Linked DNA regions of Mus musculus: all the other regions are linked to region 1. Evidence: chromatin loops called from intact Hi-C (ENCODE). Cell type or tissue: left cerebral cortex. All regions are shown on one strand.

What was found. Hi-C counts contacts between places; a loop is a spot of excess contacts. Peaks named below come from ENCODE experiments on the same cell type or tissue, not always from the same donor. Only the 100,000 strongest peaks of a DNase experiment are listed, where the experiment ranks them.
Region 2: it touches region 1 in a loop (2.8-fold over the local background); 2 of 42 quality-filtered maps call a loop at or near these places.
Region 3: it touches region 1 in a loop (2.7-fold over the local background); 2 of 42 quality-filtered maps call a loop at or near these places.

Annotation. Positions count from the first base shown.
Region 1 is chr8:99,417,421-99,421,420 of GRCm38, reverse strand. All of the region lies in intron 1 of A330008L17Rik (RIKEN cDNA A330008L17 gene), which reads right to left. It also overlaps a transcript of Cdh8 not described here. Among named protein-coding and RNA genes, the nearest start is that of A330008L17Rik, 2.7 kb to the right of the region's middle. In left cerebral cortex, CTCF peaks have their summits at 1,525 (motif pointing left) and 2,603; DNase peaks (open chromatin) are centred at 1,496 and 3,832; H3K4me3 peaks cover 531 bases; H3K27ac peaks cover 207 bases.
Region 2 is chr8:99,222,130-99,226,129 of GRCm38, reverse strand. The region is part of intron 4 of Cdh8 (cadherin 8); the gene reads left to right. Among named protein-coding and RNA genes, the nearest start is that of Gm24693, 150 kb to the right of the region's middle. In left cerebral cortex, no CTCF peak of the experiment used is centred here; a DNase peak (open chromatin) is centred at 2,187; H3K27ac peaks cover 252 bases.
Region 3 is chr8:99,264,900-99,268,899 of GRCm38, reverse strand. All of the region lies in intron 3 of Cdh8 (cadherin 8), which reads left to right. Among named protein-coding and RNA genes, the nearest start is that of Cdh8, 150 kb to the left of the region's middle. In left cerebral cortex, no CTCF peak of the experiment used is centred here; DNase peaks (open chromatin) are centred at 249 and 1,561; H3K27ac peaks cover 841 bases.

The DNA.
Region 1 (4,000 bases):
GGACAATTTCCCCTCTCCTCTATAGATCTGTGCTCATCCTTATATCTATAATGAGATGTGAAGAGTAGGCATGTCCATTCAAATAATGGTAATTATCTAAATTTAAGTATACTGTGATGTTGAATAAAATGTTACAATTGACAAGTAGTAAAAGAGAACTTTTTCTCTCCTCTGCCTTGCTTAAAAAGTATGTGAAATATTTCTTAAAATTTTATATCTGTTTAGCTCCCAAGAAAAACAAGAGGGTTCCAGGATCTTAATTTAGTTTTTATTCCCACATTAAAAGATGAAAGGAAGGAGGAGAGAGAGGAAGGAAGGAAGGAAGGAAGGAAGGAAGGAAGGAAGGAAGGAAGGAAGGAAGGAAGGAAGGAACTAAGCAAGTAAGATTAAAATGTAAATGTTCAAGTGTGTAGTCTGCAAGATCAGGGCTGGCCTATGTGATAGCTTTGTCCAGTCCCTTTAAATCTATCTGCCTTTCCCCTGCCTCCTTCATTTCTGTTGAGAAGCTGAATTGGGGCTTATCTTGTTTTGAGCACCTGGGAAGATGGAAGATAATTCCATTCTGACCACCTTCTTCAAAATGCTCTCTGCACAGATGTGGTTTTTCAGAAAGTGTTTATACCATCATTTACAAAAAATAATCATGGCAAGCTGTAGATGAGGAACTACAGTCAATATTCAGAGATAGAACCCTAGAGTCAGGGAAAGCTAAAGTCAGTAGTAGAGAATGCTCAACGTCTGGAATCTTAAACTGCAAACTTAAAGAGGATTTTACTTCAAGAATTGGTAACTACTTCTAAAAAACAAAGTCAGTTATTAAATCCCATAATTAATACAACTGAAGTAATCACAGGGTGATTTAGGGTAAATTTTTCTATTTATTTCTGTGACTTATGATAGTAGTATTTGGAAACCAGAACACTTCATTAAAAAAAAATGCACTAATACAACACTCATTTCTTTTTGTCCTTTCTCGTTTTTTACATTTATCATATGAAAAAGAAATTGCCTAAGGCAGTGGTTTGCAAACCACAGCAGTGATAGGACTCCCTGGAGCATTTGCTACAACCCAGATTTCTAAACATCACCTAGATTCTAGAATGCACAATTCCATTTCTGACAAATCTTCAGAAAGTGCTTGAGGCAGAACCCATCGAAGGCCCTCCGGCCGAGTACCTTTGTCTTGGGGAAATCCCCATAATTGCTCCGTGATTTGGTTTGGGCACCGTCATATCCTTTAATGATTTTATTAAGGGGTTGGTTTAAAACAATCTCATATAATTTTTTTAAAGCTATCCTGCTTAATTAAATATTTATTAACTTTTCGGAAAGGCTCTTTTGTTCTTAAGACCTCCTCAATACGGTACTTTAAGATAAAGATTGAGAGGTTAGGCAGATGACTCAGTGATCAAGAGCACCTACGGCTGTTTCACAGGACCACAGTTCTATTCGCAGTATCTACTCAAGAAGCTCACAGTCACCTGTAGCAGTTCTTGGACATCTGATGCCCTCTCCTGGCCTCTGCAGGCATCTGCACACACAGTTAGATACATATACAGATAAATGAATATAAATCAACAAACCTTCTTAAAAGAGGTTTAATTTTCTTTTCTCCAGTCTTCTTTGCCCCACCTCTGGGTCTCTGTTAGGGATTGAACAGTTAGCTTACTGAACAGTAGACAATCACTCTCCACTGAGCTCTAATGCCATCTCCAAAGTGATATTTGATTGTGTCATTGTTCCAACATATCCTTTGCCCTCCCAGGATGAGCACTGTTCTAAAATTGTTCATTCTTAGGAAATTTGCAGAGAAGACTGTGTGTATTTCACACTGTATTTGTTTGGGCTGCTTCAGATCGTAGATACTAATTTTTTTTAATTTTTTTTTTTTACTGAAAGTGGTAACATTATAGGCTGATATCCCAATGTAAAAACCCTTCATTCACAGACTCTGCCCTCCACAGTTTTGAACCTGGTAGAATCAGAGAGAAACCTTCGAGTTCATTAGTTCACCAAAGACTAAAATAGGAGAAAACCAACCAAGCAAGCAAACTTCACTGTCATTATATCATAGTAAACATCTGCTTTTGTTTTTTGATTACTTTAGTTTAGTTATAAATGTGTGCTGAAGGGGGAACAGAGGGTAGAAGGGTGCATCTTAATTCAGCCAATAGTAGATATGCTGCCATTCCCTGTTCAAATGGAGAAAGTATAGTTATCTCTCCCCTTATTCTATGTTCCCCTTCCTTATAAGCATACTAACTGGTGGCTTTGATTAAACTTTTAAATAACTAGCCACTTCTTTGTATTGTCTCCATTAAACAAAGTTTCAGTTCATAGTGAAAACCAACAAGCATCACTTCTTGAAGCCTATCTTCATCTTACCCACTCTTCATCCCAGTGAACTCAACTGCCTATCTGGCAGTCTCTGGAGTCAGATAGGATCATCCGGCCTTCTCCAACTTTTCCCACCACTGATAAGTTTCCATTTTGTCTGTGGATGTGATTGTGCCCTACGATTATACTCTGGTCCCATCAAAGCTTTCCTCACTAATCCTTCCTAATGAAGTTCCACCAGGCAAGCAATTTGGGTCACCATTAGAAAAAGCTGGTGTAGTACCATCTTCCTCCTGGGGAACTTGTGTGACTCCAGAGAGTATGCTGAAAAGAAAACACCTTCTTGAGGAAGTACAGTCTCACCACCAAGACATTGCACTGCATTCTATTAAGTGTGGGTGGAATTGTGAAAGAGACAAATGCCTTTGCCTTTCAGCATCCCTGATTATTTTAGAAATATCCTGATAGGGCTTTTAACATTATCTTAATCCTCTTTCACACTTCTTAATCACCCAGACCTCCCTTAAGAAACTGTCAGGAAAGTCCAACTGCAGAGCTTCACATAGAGATTAGGGATGTGGATAGGGTCACCTTAAATTTCAGGGGTCCAAGAGTTAGTGAAGATAACATGCTTTGATATTGCAAGAGTAAACATGCTTCAATGACTGAAACAAATTTATAACTGAACTTGGTGACATTGGATTCTGAATCCCTTCGGCTTGTCAGCTGAGTTTTACTTTTTAGGAAAATTAGATCAGAGGATATCCTCTCTCCGGCAGTCTTTTCTTTTGAGATGACTTTGTTACTTGTGACAATCCGCAGCCTTCAGGAACATATGACCTTTTTTTCCTTCTCCTAGATGTAAGAAAGTACCCCAAGGAAAGGCTCAGACCATTTGTTCAAAGTGAAAATGAATGTCTGAAAATTAAGCACAACCGAAGGTGTGATCTATTTCTTTGTCCACTTGGGACTGTCTAGTCTAACGGCAGTTATAATTTGATTGAGTTTGACTGCTGTTCTTTTCTAAGACAGAATTAGCCAAAGCCAGAATGCCTCCTCATAAGCGAACACAGCCTTTGAATAGAGAACAAACAGCAACTGCTGGAGGGGTAAAATACCCCTTGTCCCCCACCCAAATAATTTACCAAGTTTCTTTCTTTAGTGTCCCCCACCCAAATAATTTACCAAGTTTCTTTCTTTAGTGTCCCCCACCCAAATAATTTACCAAGTTTCTTTCTTTAGGGTAACGAGAATGTGAATCAAACAGATAATAACCTGATAGCCAATGTCTTCAACTTTTTACCGTGAGAGGTTAGGTACAGCATCAAAAAGCCAAATTTGCATAAGTATTATAAGCATATTGTGCCTATTTTTCCATTCTGCTCACTGCGTCTCATTAATTCGAGTCAGACAGTACAGGCTCCACAGCCCGTGCGTCTGCTCCTCTGCACCCCTTCTGCTGCAGCTCTGTCCCCAGATGGTCAAAAACCCATCTTCAGAGCTCACGTCTAGTCTAGTGAGTCAGAAAACAGATAAACCCCTGTCTTCCATGGAAGAGAGTTTTGAAGAAAGGTAAGGGATGTTTAATTTGTCATGTATTTCACAGTGTTTAAATGACAAACAGAGATCGATGCCGCTGAATATTTCCACGTGTTAGTCTTGA
Region 2 (4,000 bases), 200 kb after region 1:
GAAAACCCAACTAGAATAGCATTCTCTCAGAAATGTCTCTGTACATGTTTGGTTTGTCGATTTCAGAAAGTGGCACAGCAGAATTCAATAATAAAATGTTATCAGTTATACAAGGTCAGACTTTCCATTTTCACAAGGACCTGGCTATGCCAGTAAGGATCAGACCTATAGGTAAAGTGATCAATAATTTGACAGAGAACCACTCACTCAACAGGTTGTGCAATACAACTATGTTAAGGATCTTTATGAAATGTAGACTGTTCCTTGAGAACTGTCAGCAAATTCTTGGTATAAGGAAGTTTTCAGTATGTTAAAAACCTCCAAAGCATAATAGGCAGAAAACAACTATTCTCTCATCTTGTCCTCCAAATAGTTAAGAACAGAACTTTTGATTTTGGAATAGATAAATTTTGCTTTCCTGTTCTTATTATACTCTCACATAATGAAATTATGTGCTGCTGTCATACTGGGTGATCTGCATCAGAAAGTTTCTTCCTTTATTCCCGATATCAAGATCACCAAGAGAAACAAAATTTGTTCTTTAATTCCTTTTTGGAGCTTGAATAAATCAGTAATTATTGTTTTCATTAACTTTTCATATTTTAGATAGTTTCTCATATTGGAAGGTTGAGACAAATGAGGACATTTTGTTGTGTTGGTTCACGTATCTGTCAACCTAAAACATTGTACCTAACATAATTCTGGAATTATAGAGAGAGTAAGAAAGAGAGAGAGAGAGGGAGAGAGAGAGACAGAGAGAGAGAGAGAGAGAGAGAGAGAGAGACAGAGACAGAGAGACAGAGAGACAGAGAGACAGAGACAGAGACAGAGAGACAGGGACAGAGAGACAGAGAGAGACAGAGAGACAGAGAGACACAGAGAGCAAGAGACAGAGAGAGAGAGACAGAGAGAGAATTACCACTGAATGAGTAATTGGATCAAAAATTACAGAATTCAGAGGATAAGACTATAGTTTATAGCTTTCAAACTCAAATATAATTTATTATCTTTATTCTTTCACATGTGAACACTTTTAGTGTCAATCACATTTTGTTTGATATTTGTTTATAATTATTAACAATCTTGTCATTTTCAAATCTATACCTTCAATACCTAGGTCATTTATTAGCCATTATTCCTGTTCTAAAAATAATAAAAAACTTAAAATCACAGAAGTTTCTTGCTCAAATCACTTAAAGATCATAGAAAAGTTTTAAGTAAAGAGAAAATAACGAATAAATATTGGGAGATATCCCACTTCTTGAGGAATGTTTACTGTCAGGTCTACTAATAATGATAACACTAACAATGCAGAGGAACGCAATGTATTTTTTCACATTCTAGATTGAACTGAACTTTATATTATTTTTCCTTTTATTGAAAATAGTTTTCATTCTCATATACTATACCCTGATTATGGTTTTCCCCTCCCTCCTCTCTTCCTTATTCCTCTCCGTTTTCTCTCCCAACCAAATCAACTTCCTCTCTGTCTGCACATTTAAAAACGTTGCAGATGGATACGCTTTTGTCTTCATCTTGCACATGACAAGTTTGTTCATAAAGAAGAAGAGAAGAAGCTCCCCAGCACTTAGGTAAAACTATTCTAATAGTAAGAAGAGGGAAAGGAAAACAGGTATATGCAAAGCCATTCCTTAACCTAACATTTATTGCATTTTTGACATGGTGGCACATGTGTTCACCTCATCAAATATATGTTCAATTATTCCACCCAGTGTTTTGGGAAATATATTAACATCGTTTTGAGCATCATCGACAAAAATCTGTGGGGCTTCATGCCATTTCTTGCTCAAGGTGTTTGAAGCCATATCAAAAGTGAACTGGTGTGAATCTGCAGCCCGGATTTGAATTCTCTTAAGTCACCACATGACATCCTTCCATGTGGTATATTTCATATTAGTCGAGGTCACTGGCTTGGAAAGGGACCTACTAAACTTGAAAGTAGGTCCAGATTTCCTTTATTAGTAGGTCTAGGAGGGAGAGAGTTAGATAAGACATGAGTGGAAGCAATTGTAAAATGCACCATCATTTTTGTGAATAGCTTTTATTATGGTACTTCAAAGGACTCAAAATAGCTTATTTGTAGTCTAAAAATATTGCCTTTTTTTTCTTTTTTTCTCTCCACCACCCCGAATACCATATGTTTGCTTATAACATTTTAGGCACAGCCAGGAAGAAAAGCAGCGTTTCCTTCAGAAGCTCTAATTTGAAGCCAGCAGTGAGAAAACAGTTACAGTGAGTCCTAAGCGACTGAAGACAGAATGTGTAAATGAAACGCTGGGCGAGTAACCAGTAAATGCTTAATTATCTGGGGAAACTGGGGTGAAGTTTCAGGACAGTCCAAGCTTTGCTTCTGGCAAGCTTGAGTATGAAAAACGACCTGCTTAAAAATAAACCAACTTAATTCATTGACCCTCTTTTTCTTCTTCTACTTCTTCTTCTTCTCCTTCTTAAAACTAAGACCATCTTTCTTCATTGGATACAAATAAGATTTGTCTCAGTGGAACCTGTAAAAAGGAGCAGAGTAAAAAATACCCCTGAGGGGTGGGGACCATGTAATGAATGGCTCCCTTTTAGAAAAATCAAGATAATAATGGAGTCTTCATGGAATGCTGAAACAGAATTGAAGCAGTTTAATGCCTTCAGAGTCAAAGTGATAAATTACAAACACACGGGGCACAGAGTCTCTTTTTAATCAGGATTGCATAGGTTAACATAGTACAGACAGGATCAGCTTCATGTATGCCTTTGAAAAGGAATATTTAGAGATTTTCAAGCAGGCCAAACTTGCTGGACTATGCATAAAAGGCTAGGAATGACTCCTTATTTCACATTCATTGGTATTTACTCTCTGTCCATATGCTAAATCATGCTCTAGATACTCATGGTGAGGCATTGTGCCTAACCAATACCGATTGCACATTAAATTTATATCATATAATTAGAAGATATTAAATTAGAAGATGGTCTATATAGTAGAGTAACACAACACAGTGCACGCGCATGCGTGCACACACACACACACACACACACACGCGTGTGCACGCGCACACACACACACGAAACAGGAAATAGAGCTCATTTTATAGCAATGAACTGGTTTTCTATATACATACATTTGTGTTTTTAGAAAAAGGAAAACAGGGTATTTTCTTAAAGTCCTCAGAGAAAGAGTTCTAAAAATGTGATGGCAGTATAACAAGTGGCAGTTTGTGCTTAGGAAAACTGCTAATAAGGTTTTGCCCAAATACCAAAGCAGTTGGTATTTTGTTATGATGCAGGCCTGAATATAAAAGTTCATGAATGGGGACTGAGCAAGAATGTGTTTCAGGCCAGCCAAGCCTCAATAGCAACTTCACAAGTAGATAATTTCTCTCAAATAGACAATTCCAAGTAATTTATTTATATAATCAATAGTGATTAGAAGAAATAATGTCGTTTGTGGTTCCAACATTATATAGTTATCAAAGACGTCTATGAATGAGTAAAGTAAGACATAAAAATCTTAACAAGGAGAGATGCTTTTTTTACAAGGCGGATGTTTTCTCGCATCCAGGAGCCATGATGTATTACTCAAAACAGTGATATAAGTCACTCTGTGCATAGCAAACTAGAAAACTAGTCGTGGCCATCATAAGTAATGAACACCCAGTCCTGCTTTGTGCTACTTTTACAACTTTCTTTGAAACCCTGAAATGGCTGTTGATGTCCTTGGTATATACAAAAAACAAATAAAAACTCTAAAAAATATATTTTCAAATGTTTTAGAACCATAGACATAAAATCTGTGGTTCCTATTATTATCTCTTTAGTTTCAAACTATAACTAATTGCAAATCAGGAAACTGTATAGAAGGATTAAAAGGAGGCAAAAAATCTGGGACCAGGCTGTGGAGAAAATAGAAACTAGGTGCTCTAAAGATGTCAATAATCACATTTCAATTATTGTTGCCTTTCAAATAAGTAATACATGCATATTTATT
Region 3 (4,000 bases), 150 kb after region 1:
ATCGTCTAATTATAGATGATGGGAGCTGAACCCTTGTCCTCTGAAGGACAGGGGATGTTCTTAACCATTAACTCATCTCTGTAAACTTAGCTTTGCCACTTTGCCTTTAGGTAGAAATTAGTATTACAAGATACATCGTGTGATTGATTCTACAAAGGTTATTCAGGATACTTGTATGTCTAGAGCTTTGTGAATCGCCATGAATGAACATACACAGTGTATTTCAGGATTATTTTTATTTGTTCCAAAGGAGCTCTAAAAATTCATGAATTAGGAGGATTTGGAGAAGGACAGCTCAAAGAGTCAGCTTTTTCCCAAATTTGTCTGGGAGGAAAATGAGTCAGCTGCATGTCAGGGCAGCACTAAAGCATACATCTGTGAAATTCTGAAATCTTGGCTGAAAATGAGTATCAGACACCATTGTCAATAGATTTCTGACATACTCTCCCAGGGACCTTGCCTCTCATAGTAATGGAGGTTTTATAGAGTCTCATGAATATAAGTAGGCATTACTTCATTAAATTTGATATTCAATTTTTGTACAAAAGTTTAGGTAAATGTGCCTCCCCCTTGGTTGATTAGCATTCATACATTTATAGTTTTTGCTTTATTTTTATAATCTCTCTTTTTTTTATTTGTTCATTTTTTTTAATTAGGTATTTTTTTCATTAACATTTCCAATGTTATCCCAAAAGTCCCCCACATCCTCCCTCACCCCCACCCCCACCCACCCACTCCCACTTGTTGGCCATCTTCTGATACATATGCAGCTAGAAACATGGCTCTGGGGGGGGGGTACTAGATAGTTCATATTGTTGTTCCACCTATAGGGTTGCAGATCCCCCCAACTCCTTGGTTACTTTCTCTAGCTCCTCCATTGGGGGCCCTGTGATCCATCCAATAGCTGACTGTGAGCATCCACTTCTGTGTTTGCTAGGCCCCAGCATAGTCTCACAAGAGACAGCTATATCTGCGTCCTTTCTGCAAAATGTTGCTAGTGTATGGAATGGTGTCAGAGTTTGAAAGGTGATTATGGGATGAATCCCAGGATATGGCAGTCTCTAGATGGTCCATCCTTTTGTCTCAGCTCCAAACTTTGTCTCTGTATCTCCTTCCATGGGTGTCTCTAGCTGCATATGTATCAGAAGATAGCCTAGTCGGCCATCAGTGGAAAAAGAGGCCCATTGGTCGTGCAAAGTTTATATGCCTCAGTACATTTCTAGTTTTGTGGCATAATTTTATTGTCTTCTCACTCAGAAATTTCATGTAGAGAAAAATAACATTATTGATTTATATGACAGGATGCAACAAGCATAGATAAACACACAGATTAATAGAGAAGAATAGTTAAGGAGATATTTAAGCTGTAAAATGAGTGAAAAAATAAGGATAGCTATGTAGACTTATGGAGAAAGGGATTTAAACTATGCTACATGTCTTCTTATGTAATTAGTTATCCTGACAAAAGACAAAATATAGTTACTACACAAGGCTGTGAGTGAGAGCATATGGATTTTGGATAATGTATGCACTCGGATGCCTTTTTTGCTCTGCCAGGATGGAGTTGCATCTTTTGTTTCTGGACTCAGCTTCACAGCCAGCAGAATCACACTTGCGCCATTACTGAAGAGGAATTATTCAGTTTCATTTTGTTAGAGGCACAACAGGAGGAGCCTTTATCTCCGTGTCAGACTCTTCAGAGCTTATCACTGTATGCCCATTGTGATTCTTTACAAATAACAAGTGTAGACAGAGTTCAGAAAAGACATTGAGGTCACTGAGGGAGATCAACAAATAAAGTTAAAGGCTCTGGGGTTGGAAAGATGGCTTGGCAGTGAAAAGCACATGTAAAGAATCACATTTGGCTCCTAGGACCCATAGGATGGTTCACAACCATTTGCAACTCCAGTTCAAAGAGATTAAATGCCCTCTCCTGCCTGCTGCAGACACTAGGCACACATGTGGCACACACATATTTATGCATCCATATACATTATATGCATTATATACATTCATATAAATTCATGTACACATATACATTAAATAAATATAAAACTTTTAAACAGTAAGAAGAATTAAAATGTTTATAATGTTTTTAAAATCCTAAGCAATGCTATCAGTTTAAGGTCACGATAATAAGCAACTATTCTATAAGGCAATGATAATTAATATTAAATACTGATAGCCAATTCTAACCATCTTAAAACTGGAAACTACTACAGCCTTTTCTTTTTGTTTTGCAATTGAGAAAACAGAGCCAGAAAACTGCAAATGAACTTCATTACTGTCTATGTTCATCTGTCTACTATATAAAGTTTGAGATTTCCTACAAGGTTTTGTTGAAGGAATCATTTTGATGTGAACATCTTATTTGGTAATTGTAAGATTGAATCATTATTTTACTTGCCTAGATGGTTTGTTGCTTTTTGTGGCTAAATCATCTTCCATGCTGTCTGTTAACATAGTTCTTAGTTAATTTTGAGGTCTTGTGTGATGTTGACAGGGCAGCACAACTAAACATATTGCAAACATAGACGTAGTCATTTTTGTTTATAAGCATATCGAAGTGTGAAATATTAAAAAGGAACCCACGATACACCTTTAGGACACCAACAGGCCAGCCTGTTCTCATCTCCTAGAGACTCCCTGACCTGGAGCTCTGAAATCTCTGCTCAGTAAACTCCCACTGGCAGGCCGCTATCGCTCTCTCTCTCTCAAGCAAATGAGTAACTAAAATGACAAAAAATAATAATAGAACAAGACAAATGGAAAACAAAGAAAGAGCATGTAAAATGTATACACATAGACATACACACATATATATACTCACACATGCACACACACAAACAAAAACCTTTGAAATCACAAAAGTTGGAAGCCATAATATACAATACAAACACGAATCAAATATAAAATGCCCAAACAAGGCAATATGAGACAGAGATCTTCAAAAAAAAAACTTTTGGATTCTTTCATGTTGAACATCTACTGCTAGGTGGGCAGCATGCCCTTGAGTACTGTTGTACATCCAGGGAGAATCCCTTGGACAAACTAATTTTTTCTTTTCTTTGAGAGTGGTTGTCAATTGGAGATAGCTTCTTTAGTAATAGACAGAATTTCATGTTTGTTTCCGTGGAACATATTCCAGTTTGAAATTTTACAGGCCCTCTGTGTGCTGTCACAAATGATGAGTCTATATGTATGTCAGCTCTGCTGGGTTGGTACCATAAGTGCCCTCTAGATCTTAAAAATATCTTGGAGAACCCACATGAAGACAAAACTGCACATCTGTTACGTCCTTGCTGAGAGGCCTACCTCCAGCCTCTGTATGATTTTTGGTTCGAGGTTCTGTTTCTGAGACCCCCTAAGGTTCAGGTTACTTGGCTCTGTTGGTTTTCCTGTGCAGTTCCTACCTCCTTTGGGGGATCTATCCCAAAAGCTGTTGCCTACCCATGAGATATGATCTTCTAGCCGGGCTTCTTTGTCAGTGGGAAAGGAAGTGCCTAGCCTAGAAGGAACTTGAATTGCCAGGGTTGGAGGGATTTCCAGTGGTCATCACCTGCTCTGAGGAGAAGGGGAAGGAAAATGATGGAAGGATTGGGGGTGAACAAGAGTGCCTGGGATGGAGTAAGTGGGCAGGATAATACCCACTCCCATCGCCTGGCCCTCACATTACCCTGTATTGGGGCACATCATTTATATTCTTAATGGTCAAAATAAAACTAAAGAAAATTTAATCACATTTGCCTAAAATAATTTTAATCTTGATTAACATTTTTCTTGCTAATTTTGACATTTTCCTAAAGACAAAACAATAAAATGTGATATTTATTTTAACCCCCCCCCCAAAAAAAAATAAAGTGAACAAGTAAAAATAAATAAATACAACTTAATTTAGAAAAAGAAGAACACATGCTCTTGGATCCTCTTCCACATAGCTCCTTGAGTCCTGTGGAGAGAAATTTGATGAACACAACCCATATAGGATTGAGTGTTTTAA